Linked DNA regions of Homo sapiens: region 1 is linked to region 2. Evidence: read pairs that join two places in POLR2A ChIA-PET (ENCODE). Cell type or tissue: PC-3. All regions are shown on one strand. Links, peaks and the distances in the headings refer to the core of each region. The heading gives the core; the rest is flanking DNA.

Region 1 (5,371 bases), core at 301-5,300, 66 kb before region 2:
ACAGACAGTGCCCTAATGCTGTTCAAAGACTCTTCTAACCTGCTTTACAGTCTCTACATTCTAAATTATCTCCATCACCTAACCGCTTTTCAAAATTTCCCTTAGGAGTATCCCTACAAGAATTAAGAAAGCTAGCTAAACTAATTCAACTGAAAGTGTGAATGACAAACAGGCACATATATTCTTTAACCCTTGCAAAGATGTTACTTATGGATTCAAGCTAATCCCTAAATGGTAAAAATTTTAATACAGAGATTTTAATTTCTTTTTGTTTCCTCTTTTGAGAGAGAAGCATCATTAAGCCTACTCTGATACAAAAGGAAAAGAGAGGAAATCAAATGTCAGTCCAAAGTTCCCAGGTCCTGTCCCTACTGAAGAAAAGAGGTTTTTATTACTGGGAAGTCTTCTTCCACAGCTCTTGACAAACCAGTTCTTGAACATTTAAAAGAAGAGAGGCCATCTTTCATCTCCCTGCCTAGTGAAAAAGGGAAGAGAAAAGCCTGACACGTTGTCTAGCTTCCAAAACTTGTTGATAGGTATATATGTGGGGTGTCTGGTGTTTTAAAATACGTTTGCAAATTCTTTCATCCTTCTCCCATCAAAAGGTAGAGTCTCATTCTTCTCCCCATGAAGGGAATGCAACAGAAGGGGCACTGAGCAACCTCAGAAGCTAGGTCATAAAGGTGATAAAGGCCAGGCACAGTGGCTCACGCCTGTAATCCCAACACTTTGGGAAGCTGAGGTGGGCAAATCATTTGAGGTCAGGGGTTCGTGACCAGCCTGGCCAACATGGTGAAACCCCACCTCTACTAAAAATTCAAAAAAATTAGTCGGGCGTGGTCATGGGTGCCTGTAATCCCAGTGGGAGGCTGAGGCAGGAGAATTGCTTGAACCCAGGAGGCGGAGGTTACAGTGAGCTGAGATCAAGCCACTGCACTCCAGCCTGGGCGACTGAACGAGACTCCATCTCAAAATAAAATAAAATAAAATAAAATAAAATAAAAAGGTGATAAAACTTCTGCCAGGTGCTCTCTCAGGCAACTTCAAAGTCCAAGTCACCATATAAGATACCCAGTAAGCCTCACAGGGTTAGAGAGATGTCTGGAAACACCAGCTGTTAAGGCTTCCCAGCCCAGCCACCTCATATGAATGAGGATCCCTCTGAGATAATGACTCCAGGCCCAGCTACCATCTATCTCCAACTGCATAAGAGACGCTGGTGAGGAAGGCTTCTAAGTGATTCCAACCCCAGCTATGACCTGACTGCACCTTCAAGAGAAACCCTAAAAAAGATCTGCCTAGCCAAGCCCAAACATCAGAACCATAAAAGATAAAACGGAGTTTTGTTTTACACTGCTAAATTTGGGATGTGTGTTACACAGCAATAGATAACCAAAACAGATTTTGGTACAGGGAGTAGATTTTTTTGTTCTGCCATTAAAAAAAAAAAAAAAAGTAAAATGTTTGGTCTTAACACTGAGCAGCAAAGGAAAGCAAAAAGGGCCTTGAGAGTGTAAGCCAAGGCCTGCAGGGTCTTGAGAAAAATGTTAACAAAGGCCTCAAGGAGGCTGTCGTAAAGACTTAAAACAGAGATGAGCAAACTACAGTCTGTAGGTGAAATTCAACCTGCTGCCTGTTTTTGTAAATAAAGTTTTATTGGAACACAGCCATACCTATTAGTTTACATATTGTATAAGTATGCCAGAGATCATATGGCCCAAAAAGCCTAAAATATTTACTATCTGGCCCTTTACAGAAAAAGGTTGCAGGCCCCTGGCTTAAAAGTAAATGCAAAAAGCGTTACCGGAAGCTGAAGAATTTTATTGGGTAACCACAGAAAAACTTTAGCAAAGCTGTCATCTGCAGTAATGTGGAAAACAGAAAATATAATTAATGAACTGACAGACTAGATAAGGAGATTTCCAGGTAGAATATCAAGTATCAACTGGTTTCTTTTAGCTGTGTATAAGAAAGTACAGATAGAGAGAGATAAGCTCCAGAAGAAATTATACAATTTCCAAGCAGTATATAGAATATAAGGAGCAATGAGTTGCTAGGTCCAAAAATTAAACTGTTTCTTATTCCCAGCCTTCCCATATAGCAAACATTTCTCAAATTAAGAAATGTCCCAGACCAGGCACAGTGACTCATGCCTGTAATCCCAGCACTTTGGGAGGCCGAGGTGGGTGGATCACCTGAGGTCAGGAGTTTGAGACCAGCCTGACCAATATGGTGAAACCCCATCTCTGCTAAAAATACAAAATTAGCCTGTAATCCCAGCACTTTGGGAGGCTGAGGGGGGCAGATCAGGTGGTCAGGAGTTCGAGACCAGCCTGCCCAATATGGTGAAACCCCATCTCTACTAAAAAAATACAAAAATTAGCTGGGCGTGGTGGCACGTGCCTCTACTCGGGAGGCTAAGGCAGGAGAATCACTTGAATGCGGGAGGCAGAGGTTGCAGTGAGCCGAGATCCCGCCACTGCACTCCAGCCTGGGCAACATGAGTTAAACTCTGTCTCAAAAAAAAAAAAAAAAGAAAAGAAAAAGAAAAAAAGAAAAAGAAAGAAATGCTCCCTGGGCTAGGCACAGTGGCTCATGCCTAAAATCCCAGCACTTTGTGGGGCCAAGGTAGGAGGATCGCTTGAGGCCAGGAGTTCAAGACCAGCCTGGGCAACATAGTGAGACTCTGTCTCTACCAAAAATTTAAAAATTAGCCAGGCATGTGCCTGCCTATAGTCCTGGCTACTCAGGAGGCTGAGGTGGGAGGGTCACAAGCTAAGGAGTTCAAGGCTGCAGTGAGCTATGATCACACCACCGCACTCCAGCCTTTGAGACAGAGCAAGAACCTGTCTCAAAAAAATAAAAAAATAAAAAAGCCTTCTGGGCAAAGATCAAATCCAAAGCAGACCAGGGTAAATTGGCATGAAGATTAAAACTTTATTTAGACCAAGAGTCAGCAAACATTTTCTGCAAAGGACCAGATAAATATTTTAGGCTGAGGGCCATATACAGTCTCTGTTGAACTTTTTTTTTTAACCCTTTGAAAATATAAAAACAAGTCTTAGTTCGATGGCCTTTGCCTACTCCTAGTTCAGATGTCAAAGACATTTAAGGTGGTACCTCATAGATTGTTTCAAACAAAAGGCCTTCTAAGAATTCTAAAGGTGTTGTCCCACAAAAGCCATATAGGAAACCTAAGCTCTACATGTTCTATCAATGTGCAAGTGTGGCTTTTATCTAATACATTAAAACTCCCTTCCCATAAGAGTCACAGAAAATCTACTAAGTTTTAAAGAGAATTTTATGTTCAGAAACACTGTCATCTTGGACTAAAAGGGACAGAGACCATACAAAATGAAAAGAGGCTTCTGGACACCCAAACTTCTATAGGCAGGAAAGAAGCCAAGAAAAGTACTCTATTGCAACACAGTACATTTTATGGAAAAGGAAGAATTCAAAAGGCAGACCAAGAGCTATGGAGGATCATTCCTAGGCAGTAGGGCTGATCCCTCCAATAATGTTACAGAACTGGTAATACATGCCTGCTTGGATTTCAGAATTGCTGTGGACCCATGACTGTGTTCCTCCCATTTTTCTGTATTTCTGAACAGGAGTGAATACAGTGGTTATCTTCTGCCTGTCCAGTGTTGCATACTGGGTAGGCTGGGAATGGGGGGAGATGCCCTGTCTGTTTAGTTCACAGGTCTTCAGAGTGAAAGCAATGGTAGTCAAAGAGCTACACCCAAGGAACCATATCTGAGTAGCCTTATTTATACCTGGATCTGATTTAGAAAGCAAGATCCTGGACCTCAAACCTGAGACTAATGCTGAAATGTATTAGGCGAGATTCTGGGGGCCTTAAGAAGGGGTGAGTGTATTCTGTAAGTGGGAGGAATGAAAATAATTTGTGACCAGAGAGCAGACTGAAGTACCCTTGGAATATGACGTGCTGGCAAGATAGGGTGGCTCACACCTATAATCCCAGTACTTTGAGAGGCTGAGGCAGGAGGATCACTTGAACCCAGGAGTTCCAGGACAGCCTGAGCTACACAGCAAGACCCTGTCTCTACGGGGAAAAAAAAAATTAAAATTAAAATTAAAAAGTTACAGTAGTCTGGCTACCATAAAGTCCCTATGCTGGAGTGACTACACGAAAATAGAGAGAGATGTCCAAGGCGCCGTAGCTGTTCCATCCCCTGCCTATTTGAACTTCCCTGCTCCTGTCAGATATGTAAGTACAGAAGGAAGCCATCAACATATCTCTAGGCTCAGTCACCATCTGACTACAACTACATGACAGAACTTGAGCAAGAACCACTTAGCTGAGCCCAGTCAACCCCCAAAACCATGAGGGTTTTATGCACTAAGTTTGGAGTTGTTTTGTTCCTTACTAAGGAACAAAACAACTGTTTAACAACGTGTCTGGAGACCCCAGCCTGAGACTCGGGAAGTTCAAACTTAGCCTGCCTTTCTATATTACCAATCAATTAACATCAAATACTAGCTTTATGCTTACTCAGTTCCTTCTTCTTTCCCCAGCTGAAATGTTTAATTTGACCATGGCAAAAGATATTTTTATAATTGTTTTAACATTTATCCAATTACAATGTGACAAAATCATTAGAAGTTTCAAGATTTATGCCAATCTAACTTTAAATATTATTTGAATCTAACTTTAAATATTATTATCTAACTTCAAACACTATTTGAATTTTTTTTTTTTTAGAATGAGCGTCTCACTCTGTTGCCCAGGCTGTAGTAGTACAGTGTGTTGTGATCATGGCTCACTGAAGTCTCAAACTCCTGGCTTCAAGCGATCCTCCTACCTCAGCCTCCCAAAGTGCTGGGATTACAGGAATGAGCCACCATGCCCAGCCTGAAACGACTTCTAATTATTTACACACACACATAATCAATGGTTTACTGCCTACTAACATTTATTTTACAATTATTTTTTAAATTATTAAGTAATTTAACCGGGCACAGTAGCTCACGCCTGTAATCCCAGCACTTTGGGAGGCCAAGGCAGGCCGATCACCCGAGGTCAGGAGTCAGGAGTTTAAGACCAGCCTGGCCAACATGGTGAAACCCTGCCTCTACCAAAAACACAAAAATTAGCTGGGCATGGTGGCGCATACCTATAATCCCAGCTACTCGGGAGGCTGAGGCAGGAAAATCGCTTGAACCCAGGAGGCAGAGGTTGCAGTGAGCCAAGACGGCGCCACTGCATTCCAGCCTAGGCGACAGAGAGAGAATCCATCTCAAAAATAAAATAAAATAAATTATTAGGTAATTTGAGACTGATGGTCATGCTATCTCCTCTGCAATATAACACTAATTTATAGTGTTTTAAAATGCAGTTGTATCTGCA
Region 2 (5,371 bases), core at 116-5,115:
CTGGAACTTCATATCCCTGGCAAGATCTCTTCCCCACAAAAGACATAAATGTATATATGTCCACCAAAGACATGTACAAGAAAGCTCATAGCAGCTTTATTTATAATAGCCCCAAACCATAAACAACCCAAATGTTCATTAACAATAGAGTGAATAAATTAACTGTGGTATAATCATACAATGGGATACTACACAACAGTGAAAACAAACAATTTACAATTGCAAGTAACAGGAGGAATAATGGTCGGGCGTGGTGGCTCCTGCTTGTAATTCTAGCACTTTGGGAGGCCGAGGCGGGTGGAGCACCTGAGGTCGGGAGTTCGAGACCAGCCTGACCAACATGGAGAAACCCCGTCTCTACTAAAAATACAAAATTAATTTGGCGTGGTGACGCATGCCTGTAATCCCAGCTACTCGGGAGGCTGAGGCAGGAGAATCACTTGAACCTGGGAGGCAGAGGTTGCAGTGAGCTGAGATCGCGCCATTGCACTCCAGCCTAGGCAACAAGAGTGAAACTCCATCTCAAAAAAAAAAAAAAAAAAAAAGAATCAAGAGGAATACATCTCATAAACATGATGTTGAATGAAAGATGAAAGATGCCAAATACAAAAGAACACATACGGGATGGTTCCACTTATTTGGAGCTCAAGAATGAGCAAACCTGGCTGGGCACGGTGGCTCACGCCTGTAATCCCAGCACTTTGGGAGGCAAAGGTGGGTGGATCACCTGAGGTCAGGAGTTGGAAACCAGCCTGGCCAACATGGCGAAACCCTGTCTCTATGAAAAATACAAAAATTAGCCGGGCGTGGTGGCACACGTCTGTAGTCCCAGCTACTCGGGAGGCTGAGGCAGGAGAATCGCTTCAACCCAGGAGGCAGAGGTTGCAGTGAGCTGAGATTGTGCCACTGCACTCCAGCCTGGGCAACACAGCGAGACTCCATCTCAAAAAAAAAAAAAGAAGAAGAAGAATGAGCAAAACTAATGTATGGTGACGAAAGTCTGAATAGAAATGACCTCTGAAGGTGGGAGTATAGGCTGAGAAGGGGAATAAAAGAAACTTCTTAGTGCTGGAAATGTTCCATCCCTTGATCTGAGTCAGGTATACATAAAATTAGTGCAATTTATATATGTTGTACCTCAATAAAAAGTAAATAATATACACATATATTTTTCCTACTCACAGCATCTGTAACCTTTGCCCATTGTACACAGATATCCAAAGAAGCCAGAATATCCTTCCAGCACCTGGCCAACAGACAAAAGTACAGTACTTCCACATGAGGGCCACCAGAGCCACCGGACAGGACTGAGGGAAGAAAGCCTTACCTGGTAAGCCAGCTGACGCTTCTCATCCTGAAAACTGTGAACAAACTCATAGAGCTTCGCCCACTCCTGAAAGCAGCTGCTGTTGAAGCCAGTCTCCCCCATCAGTAGCCTCCAGATCCGGTAAGGCAGAAGGAGGACAAACTCCATGAGGCGGCCAAGAAGGGGGAAGAAGCTGAACCAATTCAAGAAGGAGCCAAAGGTTTCTGCCACATAGCTGAGGGTGGCAGCTGTGTTGCAGAGGGCACTGTATGCCAGTGGGCCTGTGAAAGCAAGGTAAGCCAAGCCCAGACGATAGAGCCGCACACTGAGCGGCTCTGATGCCACCAAAGCTTTGTAGCGGCGATGCCTCTGAGCTGTAATGCTGGCGGCCACGCTAATGGGCAGTATGGCTATGGGGCGGCCATAGAAGATAGGTGAAGTGAGAAATGCTGACCCCAGAGTGTTCTTAAAGTCTGAGGTCTGGTTGCCAACAGCAGCCACCAGCAAGACCCCTAAGCCAACTGCCAGTGGGAGGGCCACAATATAGAAGTTGACCATGGAAGAAAGGCTAATCAGTGCCACAAGGCCAAAATAGATGCCAACTATCACCTGGGCAGCAAAGCGAATGGGACTCAGAGGGGGTGTCACCCCTCTGGGGCTCTGCCTCTGTCCCTGGGCTCTGTTGGCCTGAGCTACAAAGCTTGGGAGCTTCCAGAACTCCCAGAGCCAGCCCAGCCCACCTCCCCCCAGGGTCAGCATCCAGAGCAGGGCGTGGCTGTCCCTTCCCAGGTACAGGTGGTGGAGCCCAGCAGGGCCCCCCACAGCCCAGAGGGCATAGGTCACCAGGAGCCCCTTGGCCATCCTCTAGGGCAAAGGTCTCAGAACAAGTCCGGTTACTCGCAGCACAGAAGTCTCGGGGTCCTCTGTGAGACTCATGGCTGTCATGGCCCCAGAGTTATCCTTAGACCCTAAGAGATGGGAAAAAGTAGAGTCATAAGATGATGTCCAGGCTCCAACACAGCAACCATTTCTCTTTCCAATAAAAGTTGAGTACAGATCTGCCTGAGTCCCCAGTGCTATTTATCTCATATCCCTTGTCCTAGCACCTCAGTCCCATTCTTTACAACCACAGTGACTCCAGATTTAGAGGAGAAAGCTGTTTAAATTTCAGACTTCCCCTGAGACCCATGACCCCAAATGACTCATGGGGGGATGTGTGGAGGGGCAGGGCTGCATTGGATGCTTTTCCAAAGTTCCCACACATTTTGAAAGCCTCTGCCTTACCCCTGACTTAACTCCAACTGTGGCTGCCCTCCCACACCTGGCCCAGGCTTTAGCCACTCTCCTGCCTTCCTAACTCTCCAGGCCATGAGATTTTCCCACAGGTCAAACTTGAAAGGGGTCCTGAATTCCCTTTATTAAAATATTCTGGAAAACTTCGTTTGACCTAGACCTTGGCACCCCACAATTCAACCACCTCTTTCGGAGGCCGGCTTGGAAAGCCACTCCACAGCAGCTGGACAAATCCTCACAATATCAAACTGGACGCCAAGCGTGCCTGCCAGTGTCCCCTCTATCTGGAGCGACCACCAGCCAGCACCCGCTACTTCCAAATCAAGTGGCCATACCTGGGTGCCCCGCTCCCAGACCGAGTCAGACCAGTCATTTCCTTTGACCACAGAGTGAAAATGGCCCGTCTCGCCCTGCTCCCACTTCCATCCAAATGGACTTTGTCTTTTGTGTCTGTTGTGTCACGGAAGTCCGGCTTCCCCAGGCCAGGCTCCTCCCCAGGGCCCTCCCCGGCCCCCTGGGGATCACATTCCCGCCTGGGACTCCTCCCGCCCGCCCTCGCGGGGAAACTCGGTGCAAGGCTCTGCAGACGCCTGCAGCTCCGGTGGGCTCAGTGCCCAGCCCGGGCCCAGCTCCTCCCACACCACCGCACCATGGCCGCCAGGTGGCGCTGCCGCCGATGGAAGGGGGGGTCCGGGCGGTCCCCAGACACCTTGTGCGGGTACCGAGGCACAGCAGCACAGGACTGCCCCTATGGAGGGGCTGCCTGGCAGGAGCAAGGGACGCTCCTATCTGTAGTGCTAAAAAAAAGGATAAACTCCTGTAAATGCAAGAATACGTCCTTGATTACCTCCTCCCACCCCCACAAATTGAAAGGTGACTCCTCCCTCACCTCAAGCTGCACGCTCCTCTCTTCACGCTCCGTTGACCTTCAAGACTGGATGGTTCCACCTCCAATTCCCTTAAGGCAGAGACATCCACGGACAGGCTGCAGTGAGGGACATCCAACCCAAGCTGTCCTCAACCCCCCACAGGGCTTGCTTGCCTCACCGGCCCACCTCCGAGCCTTCCAGTTAGGGGCTCTGCTTCTGCACCTGAGCCTGAGACCTGAGGAGCCTCCCAATCCAGGGCTGCTCTGTCCCGCGGGCTATGAACCAGAGGGAGAAACGGGAGCAGAGGGTTGGAGGGCAGGAGGCTCGACCAGGAGGGCGAGGCCGCAGCCCGAGGCTCGTGGTAGTCTGCCTTCCTGCGCCTCTGCGCTGCAACGGAGCTGCAATGCAAGACGCCTTCATTTCAATGTCCCGGGCTCCAATCCCGGGTTCTACTCCGTGAACTTGGCTAAGTCATGCAGCTTCTTGGGCCTCAATTTCCTTCTCTGGCAATCTCGTGGATCTCCGAGGTCCCCCAGTCTGGACTTGCGGGGGCTTCGGGGGACGGTCGGCCTCGCGGGTGTCACCTCCCGGCAGTAGGCAGAGCGCTTCCCTCCAAACGCCCTCAGCCCTCATCTCGGCCTGGAGAGGAAATGCTGCTCTCTATATGACCTCTTAGGGCTCACTGAGGGGCCTAGGCTGGGAGGGGCCCCAAAGCGACGCCTCAGACTGCTGGGGGGCGGGGGCGGACAGGAGCGCTGAATAATGAATGAGACTTAATTGGGCCCGCACTGCGCGACGGCGCGCTAAGCTTTGCAAACAGCGTGGGCGGCGGCGGCCGCCGCTGGACAAACAAACTATCTCCCGGCTCAGGTGGTGGGGCGGGGGCGGCAGCCATACAAGGGAGAGGGAAGGGGCTGGCCGCCGGGGCACCCGGGGCCGCAGCGCGCCCCCAGGTTTACTTCCCGAGGAACCCAGAAATGCGGGGCTGCGCTGGCGGCCCAGAGAGTGGGGGTCGGGAAGGGGCTCAGGGTTCGATCTCAGGAAGGGAGGAGTGGGGAGGGAGAGAAGCGGATTGTGCGGGGAGAGCCAGGGGCCCAAGGGCAATGTAAGCGCGAGGAAAAGCTGAAGAAACGAGTGGAGGGCAGAGGAGAGGGGAGAAGTGAGCGAGGAAAAAGCGCACCGGGGGAGGGGCGACGGGGTCGGGGGAGCGGGAGAAGAGCTGTTACCGGGAGGAAAGGGAAGAGCGATGGAGGAACAAGCGAAGGAAGGCGCAAGGGGCCGGGAGAAGAGGAATTGAAGAGTCAAGGAGAGGGATGGGAGGTGACCGGAATAAGAACGAGGGGGCGGCAGGGCGGGGGGAGGCGCCCCTGCCTCCGCCTCGCCCTGCAGCGCTCCCGGCCTAGCGCTCTCTCCAGCCGCCCGCACTCACTTTGTCACAATTACGGGGCCGTCACTCCGCCCGGATTGTTTTCCCCAAATTGTTGTTCTATAAACTGGTGCAGAGTGGGAGGTGGGGGGATCTGACAAACTGCAGCGAGAGGAAAGGGTCTGAGCTGTGGTGCGGGGCGCGGTGGTGCATTTACCCGCAAACTGGCCCCGCGTGGGCGGAGGAATCCAAAAAACCCACGCAGGAATTCTGGTTGCTGCCCCAGCTTCGTCGCTGACCCCGCTTTTAACTTTTTGGCTATTCTCAGCATCGGCTGCCTCGGTTTCCCCAGCAGAGCGTGACAAGGATCGGAGGCTGGGGTGGTGGAGGCGCTTGTAGGTGGGGTCCAAACCGTCCTGCCTGTCCCATTCTGTCTTGTTCTTTACTACCCGGGTCTCCCCGGCGGGGGATGGGTGGTCTATCCCAGCCCAGCGGTCCTCAGAGCGACCTCGAGTGCCTTCTTCCCCCGTGAGTGAG

Evidence for each region. Peaks named below come from ENCODE experiments on the same cell type or tissue, not always from the same donor. Only the 100,000 strongest peaks of a DNase experiment are listed, where the experiment ranks them.
Region 1: POLR2A ChIA-PET joins it to region 2 with 10 read pairs; 5 of 35 experiments call an interaction of 5 or more read pairs at or near these places.

What each region holds. Positions count from the first base shown.
Region 1 is chr12:49,412,105-49,417,475 of GRCh38, reverse strand. The region is part of intron 2 of SPATS2 (spermatogenesis associated serine rich 2); the gene reads right to left. Among named protein-coding and RNA genes, the nearest start is that of SPATS2, 47 kb to the right of the region's middle. In PC-3, for the core only: no CTCF peak of the experiment used is centred there; no DNase peak of the experiment used is centred there.
Region 2 is chr12:49,345,669-49,351,039 of GRCh38, reverse strand. It overlaps DNAJC22 (DnaJ heat shock protein family (Hsp40) member C22), which reads right to left and starts at 4,152. Exons shown (of 4, transcript NM_001304944.2): 1 at 3,489-4,152; 2 at 2,935-3,396; 3 at 1,328-2,274. The coding sequence starts at 2,167. RefSeq lists silencers at 3,116-3,335, 5,368-5,371 and an enhancer at 2,510-3,453. In PC-3, for the core only: CTCF peaks have their summits at 3,064 and 3,265 (motif pointing right); a DNase peak (open chromatin) is centred at 3,129; H3K4me3 peaks cover 2,872 bases; H3K27ac peaks cover 373 bases; H3K27me3 peaks cover 1,187 bases.